Linked DNA regions of Homo sapiens: regions 2 and 3 are each linked to region 1. Evidence: chromatin contacts called from ENCODE Hi-C or POLR2A ChIA-PET data. All regions are on one chromosome and are shown on one strand. The core of a region is the stretch at or near the end of the contact, and the rest is flanking DNA. Distances in the headings are between cores, read along the strand shown. Region 1 holds the start of NAA30 (N-alpha-acetyltransferase 30, NatC catalytic subunit). Region 2 holds the start of DACT1 (dishevelled binding antagonist of beta catenin 1). Region 3 holds the start of DAAM1 (dishevelled associated activator of morphogenesis 1).

Region 1 (4,226 bases), core at 705-3,204:
TAATTTTTAAAAACCGTCCAAAAGTCTTTCACTTACGTGTAATATTATTGTCAATTATACTCTACACAAGCCAGTGTTACTAGTGTTTGGCCACATCTACAACCAGTTTCTTAAATTAAAAAAAAAAAAATCAGATCGGTAACAATTTCACACAAGTTTTCTACATTCCACAAAAGGGTATTTTGTTCAAGTTTCAGGAGTCTTTCAGCCACCAGAAGTGTTAGTAGCGCTTTCTGGAATGGAGTACCAGAAAGCAGGCTGGCTACAACTGTTAATTGTCCAGTTGAAGTAAAGAGAAACATCTCCATAATTACCGAAAATGCTTGTAAGATTTAATTCTCCAATATGACCACACCAAGTTTGCTGACATCCATGTTCACCACAACATGTTTATGCATACACTCTTCCCTGATTATGGTTGTAATCGAGAGACTAATAAGGCCTGTATCTGAACAGAACCATGTTCAAATTAAATGACTGTAAAGTGTTTGAGGATGCGGGCGGGTAATTAAAGACGGTTAAACACGATTATAATCTAATGTAAACAAGACACAAGACCCCCACCCCAGTGAAACACGCCACCATACAGGCTTGCTGCAGTTACACTAGTATCACGTTAACCCGAATCATGAAGTCTTACCTTCAAAACAATTTCATTAAATAACTAGGAATGTGTACAGCACTTGACATCATATAACGTACTATGATACGCAGCAGGAGATATCCACTGCCACATTCTGGGCCCTCACTCCCTGCCCCGCACAGTCTCGATCACTGCTGGGTTCACCCTCTTTTTATTCTATCCACTTACCAAGAAGCACAGCTGTGGCCAGTTGTGGATAAAATATCTATAGGTATAAATGGAGTAGGGTTCGGACAGATCTTTGGTGATCAGTCTCATGATATCGGGCATTTGTAGCTCGGATTCATATCGGACATATCGTATCGTCCGATCCTCCCCAGGCTCAACCTCCCTGCCCGAAGGGCTTCTTAAGCTGCAGTCGGCGGTCAGGGACGAAGACAGCAGCCGCACCTGCTCGTCTTCCTCCTCCTCCTCCTGCTCGGTGCCCTCGGCCAGTCCATTGCGGGCCGCCGCGGGATCGCTCGCCGCCGCTGCCTCCACCGGGCTGGGGACCGCAGTTCTTGCATTACTAGAGAGGGAGTGAGGGGGCCTCTCGCCCGAGTGTACCCCGGCTCCTTTTGTTGCAGTCGCTCTGGGGCCTCCGTCAGGGGTGGCTGTGGTCGCGGCCACCTCTGCTACGCTCAGGACCTTGCTCTTGAGGGAGGCGGCCGCCCGGAGGTGCCGCAGTTCGGGGCTAATCAATCCGTTGAGCTGCTGCTGCTCCTGCGGCGGCTGAGGGCAGCGGAGGCACGGATGCCCCTTGGCCGCCACCGTCGCCGACTCTCCGCCCGCCGGGCTCCTGCTGCCGCCGCCTTCGTGCTCTTCGTCGTCCTCCTCGTCCTCGCTGCAGCAGGCGAGGGCGGCCCCCGCCGGGAAGGGACAGCGGGGCTCGACCGCCGCCGGGGCCGGAGGTGCTGGTGGTGGGAGGAGGCTGCTAGGCCCAGGCGGTACCTCCGCCATCCTAGAAGCGACACAGACCGAGAGGGGAGGCCATGAAACCCGGCCGAGGAGCGCGGAGAACAGGGGGCGACGGATGGGGGGCGGCCGAGGTGGGGGGAACAAAGGCAGAAACCGTCCCTCACGGAGCTGCCCCCCAATTCCCCGCCACCCCCCCGCTCTTCAGCGCCGCCCAGCTGCTCAGCCGGCCACCGTCCCCGTCCGCCCGGGCCCACCCGCCAGCCCTGTCACTCGCGGCCCCTCCTCACGGCTCACCCCGCACGGGTCCCCGCCGCCGCTGCCGCCACTCCTCTTCCTCCGCCACCGCCGCCGCCTCCTTCGCAGCCGCGGCAGCCTCCACAGCCGCCAAGGTTCTCACTCAGCCGCCGTCGCCGTAAAGCGCCTCAGCTGTTAGGCCGGGTAAAGTTTCCTGGGCCTGGCTTTACGACACTTCCCTGCCTGCCGGCTGCCCGGGCCAAGAGAGAGGGGCGTGGAGGGAGGTGACCTGTGGAGGGGCGGGGACAAAGGTGTCTCCTGCGGGCTGCGGGGAAGGCCGCGTGCTAGTGGGTGGGGCTGTGGGGCCGGGAAGTTGCAGAGGGCTTTGGAGTCACAGGCTCCCAAACCCTCTTCCTCGGTTTGGGGGCGCCTCAACCTGCGGTGCTTGCCACGCGGGGCCGGGGAGGGATGGACCGGGCAGGCGCTCCCTGCTTAAAGTCTACCGCGCACTCCGAGCTGTAGCGAATCTCGCCAATTCGGGGCCTGTGGAACAAGCCGTTTACAAGTCACCTAAAAATGCCCTTTTAAAGCTGCACAGCGTTTAATGTTTGCCCTGACCAGGGGCAAGGAGGATGGGGGAGGAGCGATTAAAAATGGAGCAAATCAGAGAAGCCGACCGAAAAAGAAAGGAAGATTTGAGCTGTGAAAATATGGGGATGGCTGTCGAAACGTGGTGGTTTGCAGTGTGAATTAAGTTCAGCTGGCCCTTGCCACTTTGAGGCAAGGGAGTCAGCCCTCTTCCTCTCCCTCCTTACTCTGCTCCTCGCACCCAGTAAAATTGGAGGCAAAAGTGACTGACAGGTGTTGGGCAATTGCTAGCACACCTGGGGAAGGGTTAGAGAGAGGTGGTGAAAGAGAGTGACCAGGGCTAAGAAGCACACTCCTAAACTTGTGACACAAATAGGTTAGGAAGCACTGGTAAACAGGTGGCCTGATCCTCCCAGGGGATCTGCCTATCGAGTGCAAAGGGGATAGAACTTGAGCTTGTGGCTGGGCGCCTTCTGCTCTAGTCCACAATTGACTCCCGGCAGGTCTGAGCTGAGACAGGTAGTGTAACTCACCCGCTCACTGAACAAATTCGGTTTTGTTAAAAACCTGATTTATAGAGCTGGTCTGGTGTGCCGCAGATGGACGTTTTCAATATATAATTCTATGACGGAACACGTTTGCAACTTTTTGCCGTAATCTAAACTCTATGTATAAAGTATTTATTATGCTCGCAGATTCTGTGCCTCTGAAATCCAGACAGAGCACAACTGGGATGGCTTTTCTCTACTCCATTATGCGTAGAGCTTCAGTTGGAAGACTCTAAGGCTGAGGAGTAGAATTATTTGAAAACTTCACTTTCACCGCTGATGGTTGATGCAGGATAAAGGCTGGAGGCCTCAGTTCTAGTCCATGTAGACCTCTCCCGGTGGTCTTTTAGCATTGATTGGTTTGGGCTTTGTCACAGCCTGGTGGCTGGGTTCCACGGCAAGTATCGTGCGAGAAAGTCAATCAGAAGCATATTACCCATTATAACCTAGCCTTAGAAGTCATGTAGTCTCTAGCCAGGTGCGGTGCCTCACGCCTGTAATCCTGGCATTTTGGGAGGCCCAGGCGGGAGGATCTCTTGAGGCCAGGAGTTCGAGACCAGCCTGGCCAACACAGTGAAACCTCATCTCTGCCGAAAAATACAAAAATTAGCCGGGCGTGGTAGCTCATGCCTGTAGTCCCAGCTACTCAGGAGGCTGAGGAGAATCACTTGAACCCGGGAGGCGGAGGTTGCAGTAAGCCGAGATTGCGCCACTGCACTCCAGCCTGGGCAACACAGGGAGACTCCCTCTCATCAAAAAGAAACAAAAAACAAGTTATGTAGTGTCAGTTCTGCTGCATTGTATCTAGGCAGACACAAAATTATATCCAGTTTTGACAGGAGGGGAAATAGACTCTACTCTTGGTGGAGAGAGGCAAGGTTCTCAAAGAGCATATGGGACCAGAAATATTGCTGTGGCCATTTTCAGAATGTATAACTTGCTACAGATACATTGAAAACCTCCTAAACACCTTGATGTGTGGGGGATATAAATGAGATGTATAAGTACAGCGTGATCCCTTTTCTGTCTTTTAAAAAGCACAAAACAAAACCATGTTTCCAAATGTGCATACATTGTTTAAAGATACATGTTTTTCAAAGTTTCTAAGTGTAACCTGGGTAGTCAGCCAATGAAACAATGATCTGTTCAAATCATGGTGGAAAAACTGGCCCAAGAGGCACCAGATAATTCCATAAGAGATGTTTAAGGGTGAATTTTACTTAGAAAAATACCTCTCAGTAATTTACTTTTAAATGTAAGCCCTTCCTAAAAAGCATGTACCTTCACTGTAGTGAATGAATGGCAGCAGGCCTTCC
Region 2 (4,065 bases), core at 1,421-3,920, 1.2 Mb before region 1:
TTAGAAAACCAAAATTTTACTGGATGACCTGAAGTAACGAAAAACTTCGAGAATTCAAGAATATGTCCTATGTTTAATTCCACTTTCTCACATTTTGTGGTGATATAAAGTTTCTTCATAAAAACAAGACTTGTTTTTAGTTTCAACTAATATATACAAACTGACTTTTCATAGATAGGGACAAGAAAAATGGACTGAGACTTTAAATCATCTGGTGTATAACCAGTCTTTTAAAAAACAATACTTCACAGTAGACTCTTTAATTTGAAATGAGAGTAAGAGATTTCCTATAATACACTATAATCTTAGGTGAGATTTTCTGGCCAAATGTCTTGGCCTGCAGAGTTTTGTTTTCTATTAGTTGCTTTGTGGGGTTTAATCAGTCTTAGAGCCTTTGAAAGTGAGAAACTAATACTAATAGCCAGTGCCAAGTATAATGTGAGCTGGCAGAATCCAAAACCCTCATGGGAAGGCCCATCGAGATTTGAACGCCTCTGGGTTTCCAAAGGTGACAGATGGATTGTGCTAACTCACACTGCCACCTAGTGCTTCCTATTGCTGGAAAAACGGGAGAACTCAAAAAGCATCTGGTTCAAATCATGAATGCCAAGTCTACAAATGAAAATAGTACCATAAATACTGACTGGACTGGAATTCTCTTGACATACTGCTTTGCTCCCCTCAAGCGGACAATAGGAATGCGCCACTTACAATCTTGAGATTCATGCAGACAAAAAGGTGCAATTGCACAAAACAATAAAATGTAAAAGTCACCAGCCATAACCAGTGAGAACTGGCTCAAATGAATGTTACATAGGAATCTGGTCTGTGACCGAAGCAGCACAGTAAAATGCCAAAACAGAGATATTACACAAACCACAGTGTACATCCTTACAAAACACATGCATATGAATATCTACGCCTCTTGTCTTTTGACTTAAAAAGCTTGGAGACATAAATTGTATGTTTGTTTGCTACAATTAATTTCTTCAGGAAAAATGAACCTATCAAGTAAAAGCACTTTGGTGCTTAAAAACACACACACACACACAGAGAAAAGAAATGATCTGAAAAGAGATAATAGAAGAAAACACATGACAACTGCACAGCATCACCACTTTATTGTGGGAGGGCCACTACCTGGCATGTGTCTAGTTTAGATAGTATCACTTGGTCAGGTGAGGACGTTTGCTGTTTCCAAAACTACATTTTAAGGTCACTGAAAACAAAGCTGTCGCCATTATTCTGAGGCGGGGTCAAAAGCTGTTCATCAATACATTAAGCTACAAAGTTCTTTTTCTTCCCCATTAATGAAGACTGCATAGAAAGACTGAGACACTGACAGAAACCCAGTAAGATAAATGCTTACCGAGAGCAGGTTCTCTTTTCTCCCACCTCCACCACCAATCACAGCTGGCAGAACGTATAAAATATGAGAGGAGGGGACACAGTCTCCAGCCAAATTTCCATCATTTCCATCTAGTTTGAGCTGCCTTATACAAAGGGCTTCTATTTGAAATTAAGCACCAGCCTGGGTGAAAGCTGGCATGCTGGGGAGAGCTCTCGGAGAGGCACGGCTCCCTACAGGCGCTCCAGTGTAATCGTAAAACTCGGCCCTGGACAGTTAAGCACGCCACAAACCCCCTCCTTGGCTTTTGGCCCCTCTCGGCGGGAGGAGATAAAGTCAAGAAAACCTCCAAATAAAATGGTATTTTAAGTGGGAGTTTGCAAACCGCTGGGGAGAGGGCATATACTCATCTAACTAAGGAGACCGAACGTTAGAACTAGGCGACTCCAAGAATCCCGAAGGCAGAGGAGGAGGGAAGAGCGGCCACCCCCTTCCCGCAATCCGCGCGAGGTCGCCAGACACAAAGCGGGCACACGCCAGAAACGCGTGGGCGTCGGCAGCCCACACGCCGCGGGCACTCAGGAAGGGGATCAGGGAGGTATGGGGCGGTCGGGGGCGTCCCATAACAGCGAGCATCTCCCCAGCCAGAGTCAACCTCGCGCCCGCCCCAGGCCACCTGCCCGACCTCCAGCCCCTGGGCAGGAACAGCCGTGCTCCACCTTCGGGCACGACCTACCAATTGCTTTCTTAGCAGCAAGATGTTCTCCTCCAAGAACTTCTCCTCCAGGCGACTGCGCTGCGCCGCCTCCCCCAGTAGCTCCCCAGCGCGGGGCGCAGCGGCTCCCGCACCCCCGGCGCCGCGCAGGGCGCCCCTGACCAGCAGCTCTTGGCGCTGGCGCAGGTACTCCAGCTCCGCCAGCCCGGCCAGCGTGGCCTCCTGCCGCTCCCGGGTGCGCTGCCGCTCGGTGTCTGCCTCGCCCTTCTCCCGCCAGCGCCCCTCGGGCTCCGCCGTGCGCTGCTCGCCTCGGGCCGGCGCCGGAGGCTCCAGCTCCTTCGCCGTCCCGGCCGGACTCGGCTTCATGGCCCCCAGTCGGGCAGCGAGAGCCGTCACCGCAGCCGGGCCGCCCAGGCGGAGGAGCAGGGCGCTAGGGCTGCGGCCGCGGGTGGGCTCATGCCGCCCTGTGGCGGGGCGCGGCGCTGGCGGGGACGGTGGCTAGAAGCCCTCGAGTCCTGCGCGCGACCGCCGGCTGCTGCTGTCCCGGCCCGGGCAGCGCCGTCCGCTGTCGCCGCGCGTCCCTCGCCGCGGCCCGGCAGCTGATAACGCCCTGCCCGGCGCTACGTCACGCGCGGCGGCCCTGCAAACCCCCGCCTGGCGCCCGCCTCCCCGCGCCGGCCCCTCGGCTGCGACGCTTGCGCCCCCAGGCTTCCCCTCCTCTGTCAGGCGCGCCGCCCGGCCCCCAGAGCCGCCTCCTCCTCGCTCGGCCCTCCCCGCCCCTCCTCGCCCCTCCCCGCCTCCTCCCCCGCTCTCTTCGCGGGCCTCCTCGCCCCCTTTTCGGGTTTACTGCACCCGATTTTGCCCTCGCTCCTCATTGGCTCTTTCTCGTCGCCCAAAGCTCGGGGCGAGCGCCTGGAGCCCCAGCATCCTGTTACAGTCGGCCGCGCAGGCAGGGGCCGCGACGGGACGCGGCAGTTGGGCTCTCCGGAGAACTTTCTGAAACTCGACCAAGTTGCAGCACAGTCTTAACCCTTTCCCCACACGGCCACTCCTCATTTCCACTCACACCGAGTTAGGTTTCTTTCACTTCCCAAGCAAGGTATTGCAAGTGTATTCACAGACACTGTGGGGTTGGTTCCTTAACTCCACTTTGTAAAGGCAAGCAATACAGAGCACAATGCAGTGTTCTAAAACTTAAGTTTTGTTGTCGTTTTAATTTTTTAACGTCGGTCTTACGATGGACGGCATTTAAAATTAGGCAGGAGGATGTCGTTGTATAGCGAGAGGTTGCATCAATTCTTTTACAAGCCTACGATTTGAGTGCGCGCGCGTGCGCGCTTTGGTTTTTGTTTGAGCTTTTATTATTACTTAGTCTGCGTTTACAATAAGAGCTCTGACTCAGAAATCAGACTGTCTGGATTTGTATCCCAGTTTCACCCCTAAATAGCTGTGCGGGCAACTTACTCCCTTCTCTGTGTACGTTCCCCCCACTGTAAAAGGGAGCAGCTGCTATGGGAACCTGCTGTTGAAGAATTATAATAGTATGCAGCATATGCTATATATTGTGGGGGCTGTGCACTTACAACGTGGCTAGCACATAGATAGTAAAGGTGATATGAGTTGTAGCTTTTCTCCAGAGGGATTTATAAGTCTTCCCTCTTGAAGTATCATGTATTGGTCATCTCTGCTTGGAACACACTACTCCAGACCCCTATCCCACTGAAATTTCCGGTGGGATAGGGGTCTGAAAATTCCACTAGCTGGCTTATCTGTGGAAAAGTACCACATATATCTTTAAAAGCAGTACATCCAAGAACCTCGGAAATTCAATCCAGCAAGTCACAATTGCTGAAGTTCAGGCAAAGTGTTGTGTGAAAGAGTGCATCCTATATCATTATTTCAGACACTTGCACTTTTGCCCATCTGCTTACCCGTGCTAGGAATTCCTCTTCTTTCCTCCCCTCTCTGTGTGGTCTAACCACCCTTCCAACCTTTGAGCTCC
Region 3 (3,811 bases), core at 528-3,027, 1.8 Mb before region 1:
TTATGCACAACAGGGGAGGGCGCCTTTCATGACAAAGCTGCCTCCAACACCATAAACTACCTTATTGGGGAAATGATGCGGCTAGCCCGAAAGGGGGAAGAGATTTTTCAAATTATAATTTTCAGAGTTTGCCTCAGGAAAAAGGCGCCAAACAATTAGTTTCAGGGAGAGAGGTGGCGTGATGAGGTGTGGCACGGGGAAGGGAAAGGGGTTTAGAACTGTGTCCAAGCTATTTAGGAGAGAAAGGGGAGAGTCCCGGGGCTGTGAAAGGGGCGAGGAGGAGAGAGCAGCTGGGCCAGGGCGAGCGTTTGACCACACCCACTAGCCACTCCCTCCCAGCTGCCCGCAGAGCCACATCGAATCGAAACAGCAGTGGCAGCGGCTAAGATTCCGAAGGCAGGAGTCGCCATGGCAACGGGATTCATCTTGCAGGCAACTCCGCTTCGATTCACTGGGTCCTGCTCGAATCTCAAGAAACTACCAGCAAAACGGTCACGGTGGCATTTGCTCTTGATGCTCTCCAGAAAGTGGAGATGAAGGAGAGGGGAATGGAGTTCAGGCATCACTAAATATGTTATGGGGCGAGAGGTAGCTCCGCAAAGCCAGGCCGTGAACAACTTGAGACCTTAGCAGGGTTTGATGAATGAGTAAACGAACAAATGAAGGTACTAGGAAAGGCAAAGAACATCCAGAGGACTGAGAGCTCTGGGCCTCCTGCACGTCTCCACTCAGAGGGCAAGCCGATCACAAGCAGTTGGCTTTCAGAACCAGCTGGGTAAACCCGATTATCCAGCCCTCCTGCCCCACAGCGAGCCTAATCATTAGATTATCCGACACCTCCACCCCCGCGCTACCACCTCCTGGCCCAGGGCTTCAGGGCAGGCGCTTCGCCCCAGCCCAGGTGCTCTACACCAAGGGACCGTGGAGACTGAGATGCGCCCTCCCGAGAGGGACGGGCGGCAAAAGCCCTCTGCGGTGCCTCACAACCGGGTCCGCAGGCGGCGCAGCCTCCCCGGCCGCCAACACCCTGCTCTCCCTCCGCAACGCCCGATTTCCCTTCTCTCTGTTTTGAAACATTTAGGTCCAACTTAGTCTGAATTACAGGCGCTCCGTCCCTTTCGAATGGGGCTGGAAGTGAGGGTGCCAGGGGCACTGGGGGCTCTGCTCGGACGCGAACGGGTACACGAGTCCCTCCTTCCCTGTCGCCACCGCCGTGTCCACCAAGCCTGCCTCGGGGTTCTCCCTCTCGGAGCCGCCGGGCCGGGAGCTCGCGGACGCCGCTGCAGTACCCGCGGCCCCAGCCCCGGGGAGCCTTCAGCAAGGCGGCGAGTGTTACCCCGCCAGCTCCTCGGCCAGCCGGGCGCCTTAGAAAGAAAGGGAGGGACCCCAGTCCTTGGGGGCGTCTTCCTCCCTGCTGCCTCGGTTTGCGTTGCGCTGCAGCCATTTTCCCACCCCCAGCTAGGCAGCCGAGAGCTGTCTCGGTCCCGTTCCCACCCAGACCCAACCTGAAGGACGGGTTTAATATTTACCTACTGGCCCGGGAGCTCCGGGGAGGCAGCAGGAGGGCGCGCCGCGAACCCAGCGCCCAGCCCACGGAAGCACGCCCACCCCCGCACCACTGAGCAGTGCCACTTAATGAATGAGTGCGGCGGGCAAGGAGGAGCGTCCCCCTTACCTGAGCAGCCCCTGCATGCTGGAAAGGCGGCTCTGCACTCTGGGTACAATGGGATCCGGTTAAACAGTTTCCTTCACAGCCGCTCGTAGGTTACTAACTCGCAGGTGACATCACCCTCTCCTCGCCTGATAGGATACAAAGTGGCTCCCACTGCGCATGGACGCTCCGGTCGGGCGCGCAGACTCCTGGGAGTAGTGGTCCCAATCTATTAGCGGAGCCGGGACAGCTTTGCTGTCGGGACTCGCGGAACTACATCTCCCGACACACTCCTCCGCCCTTCTGCCCCGCCTCTTATTCCCGCCCCCTTCAGGACCCGCCCCCTCCCAGCCTTACAGCCTTGCAGTGTTAGCGGTGGTCGTTCCGAAGCCGAGCTGCGGACCGCACGGGAGAGTGGGAGGGCTGCCCTGCGGTCGTGTGTGTTGACTTGACCTCTACTTTGCCCGGCGCGGGCTCTGAAGGATCGGAGAGGTCCGGGGCTCGCGTGGTCCGGCCAGGCTCGCTCTAACTGGTCTTTCTTGGTCCCTGCTGGGAAGGGACGATTAAGACTTTTCTGCCTTCCCCAGGCGTAGCAGCTAATTCAGAGGGCTTACTGTTTTCTGGGTTAAATACGGTCCTCGAATTCTCCCCGCTCAACACTTCCAGAGGATGGGGCGACGCCGGTCCCAAGGCGGAGGAATCTCCTTGTACCCCCTCAATTCACCTTTCTCTTTTCTGCTTCCCGTTTAACGGAGACAAGGTGACCAGGCAGAACGCGGGGAACCACTTAGTCGGCTGAGCTGACAGAATAACGGAGGTTGTCACTACCAGAAGTGCGGTGTGATAGACTAGACAGTCGCCGCAACCCTCCGTCAGGGCGCCTGCTGCTGCTGCAAAGATAATACTATCGTGCAGCCATGCTTTTGTTCATCCCTGCAGCAGACTTCCCGCGCTGGTGGCTCTCCACTCCCAGGAAGAAAACGTCCTTGTCTAAAGTTTTAATAATTGTGTATCTATGTATACACATGTTTTTAAATCCACAACACTCTCACCTCATTTTCCATACCTTTTCAAATATTTTTATAAAGACATTAAACCAAACAACATCGTGCCGTTCAAGAATTGCCCTGCTCTTAACACACCTAAATATTTATTTAAAGGTAAGCAAAAGGTGTGTAGCAGAATTCTGACCCTTTAGGCAGGTTGTATTGTTAATACATAATTTTTTCCGTGGCATTTTTCATTATTCAGTGAATACCAAGTGTCTTTTAATATGAAAAGAATCAATGCATTTAGTTACTCGAGTTGTAAATGTAAATTTTAATGGCATTTGATGTGTCTCAATTCCATATAATGATCAGCTCACACACCCGTTCCACTAGCAAAATCTCTAGAAGACTGTGCATCTTGTGAAAAAAAGGTTCACAATTAAGATTTCAGACAACTCCCTACTGAAGTGTTGGTGGAACTCTTATCATTTATTTTCTCCTTTCATTCTGCAACACTAAGTTGGGTTCAAGTGAAAAAATATTTATGAAATTAGTTGAGGATCTCAGGGGAGAGGAAATGCTTTGTTTTGCTCAGAGAGATGTTTAGCGATGAATTCTGATGTTCTTTTAACAAGCCTGTTCTTTATAGACAAGACCCACTTTTCTCCCCCGAAAGAAGATAGCTTTGAATGTTGCTCTTCTGTCCTCAGCTACTTCTTCCATTTCAAATATTATCTAAAATGAACTCTGACAATATAAATTTTCCCCTGGCCATCAGATCAAGGATATAATCACTGATATTCTAACTAATGGGTAGACTTAATGTAACGCAGTTCATGGTGGAAAAATATTCAGAGAGAAACTTGACCTGGGATGATTCTAAAGGCTCTTCTAATTTTATAACTGTGTAAAGCTTTTAGACTGAAACATAATCAGTGAGCCTGAAATTTATTGAGTCAATAAATTGAATGTGGAGCCTTTCTGTTAAGACAGGGCTTATCCTTGTAGATAAAAGTATGTTACTGAGGCACACTCTGAGGAGTAATTTTAATGGAGAAATCACCTTACAACAAGTTCTCTTGGCTCTTCAGTAATGAAGGAGAAGATGCAGTCTGTCTGAAAACAAAAATTCCATTCTCTTTAACAATATTATAGGGATGTGCCATGTGAC

Evidence for each region. A loop is a pair of places that touch in the nucleus more often than their neighbours do. ChIA-PET counts read pairs that join two places held with the same protein, here RNA polymerase II (POLR2A). Pooled maps may share reads with other maps.
Region 2: a loop to region 1 is called in a map of naive thymus-derived CD4-positive, alpha-beta T cell, with 9 times the contacts of the local background. The contact joins the promoter of DACT1 here to the promoter of NAA30 in region 1. A Hi-C loop is called at or near these places in 1 of 168 maps with a recorded cell type or tissue (naive thymus-derived CD4-positive, alpha-beta T cell), 2 of 37 single-sample maps with no recorded cell type and 7 of 50 pooled maps.
Region 3: a loop to region 1 is called in a map of CD8-positive, alpha-beta T cell, with 28 times the contacts of the local background. The contact joins the promoter of DAAM1 here to the promoter of NAA30 in region 1. A Hi-C loop is called at or near these places in 6 of 168 maps with a recorded cell type or tissue (B cell, CD4-positive, alpha-beta memory T cell, CD8-positive, alpha-beta T cell and 2 more) and 11 of 50 pooled maps. POLR2A ChIA-PET finds 5 or more read pairs at or near these places in 1 of 52 experiments (CD4-positive, alpha-beta T cell).

Annotation. Positions count from the first base shown.
Region 1 is chr14:57,388,314-57,392,539 of GRCh38, reverse strand. It overlaps NAA30 (N-alpha-acetyltransferase 30, NatC catalytic subunit), which reads right to left and starts at 1,954. Exons shown (of 5, transcript NM_001011713.3): 1 at 1,835-1,954; 2 at 812-1,583. The coding sequence starts at 1,582. RefSeq lists silencers at 1,427-1,576, 1,707-1,846 and an enhancer at 975-1,970.
Region 2 is chr14:58,636,567-58,640,631 of GRCh38, reverse strand. It overlaps DACT1 (dishevelled binding antagonist of beta catenin 1), which reads right to left and starts at 2,670. Exons shown (of 4, transcript NM_001079520.2): 1 at 2,085-2,670. The coding sequence starts at 2,429. RefSeq lists a silencer at 2,170-2,879.
Region 3 is chr14:59,186,633-59,190,443 of GRCh38, reverse strand. It overlaps DAAM1 (dishevelled associated activator of morphogenesis 1), which reads right to left and starts at 1,777. Exons shown (of 25, transcript NM_001270520.2): 1 at 1,676-1,777. RefSeq lists enhancers at 145-194, 625-784, 495-1,254, 2,035-2,274 and silencers at 1,145-1,364, 1,425-1,564.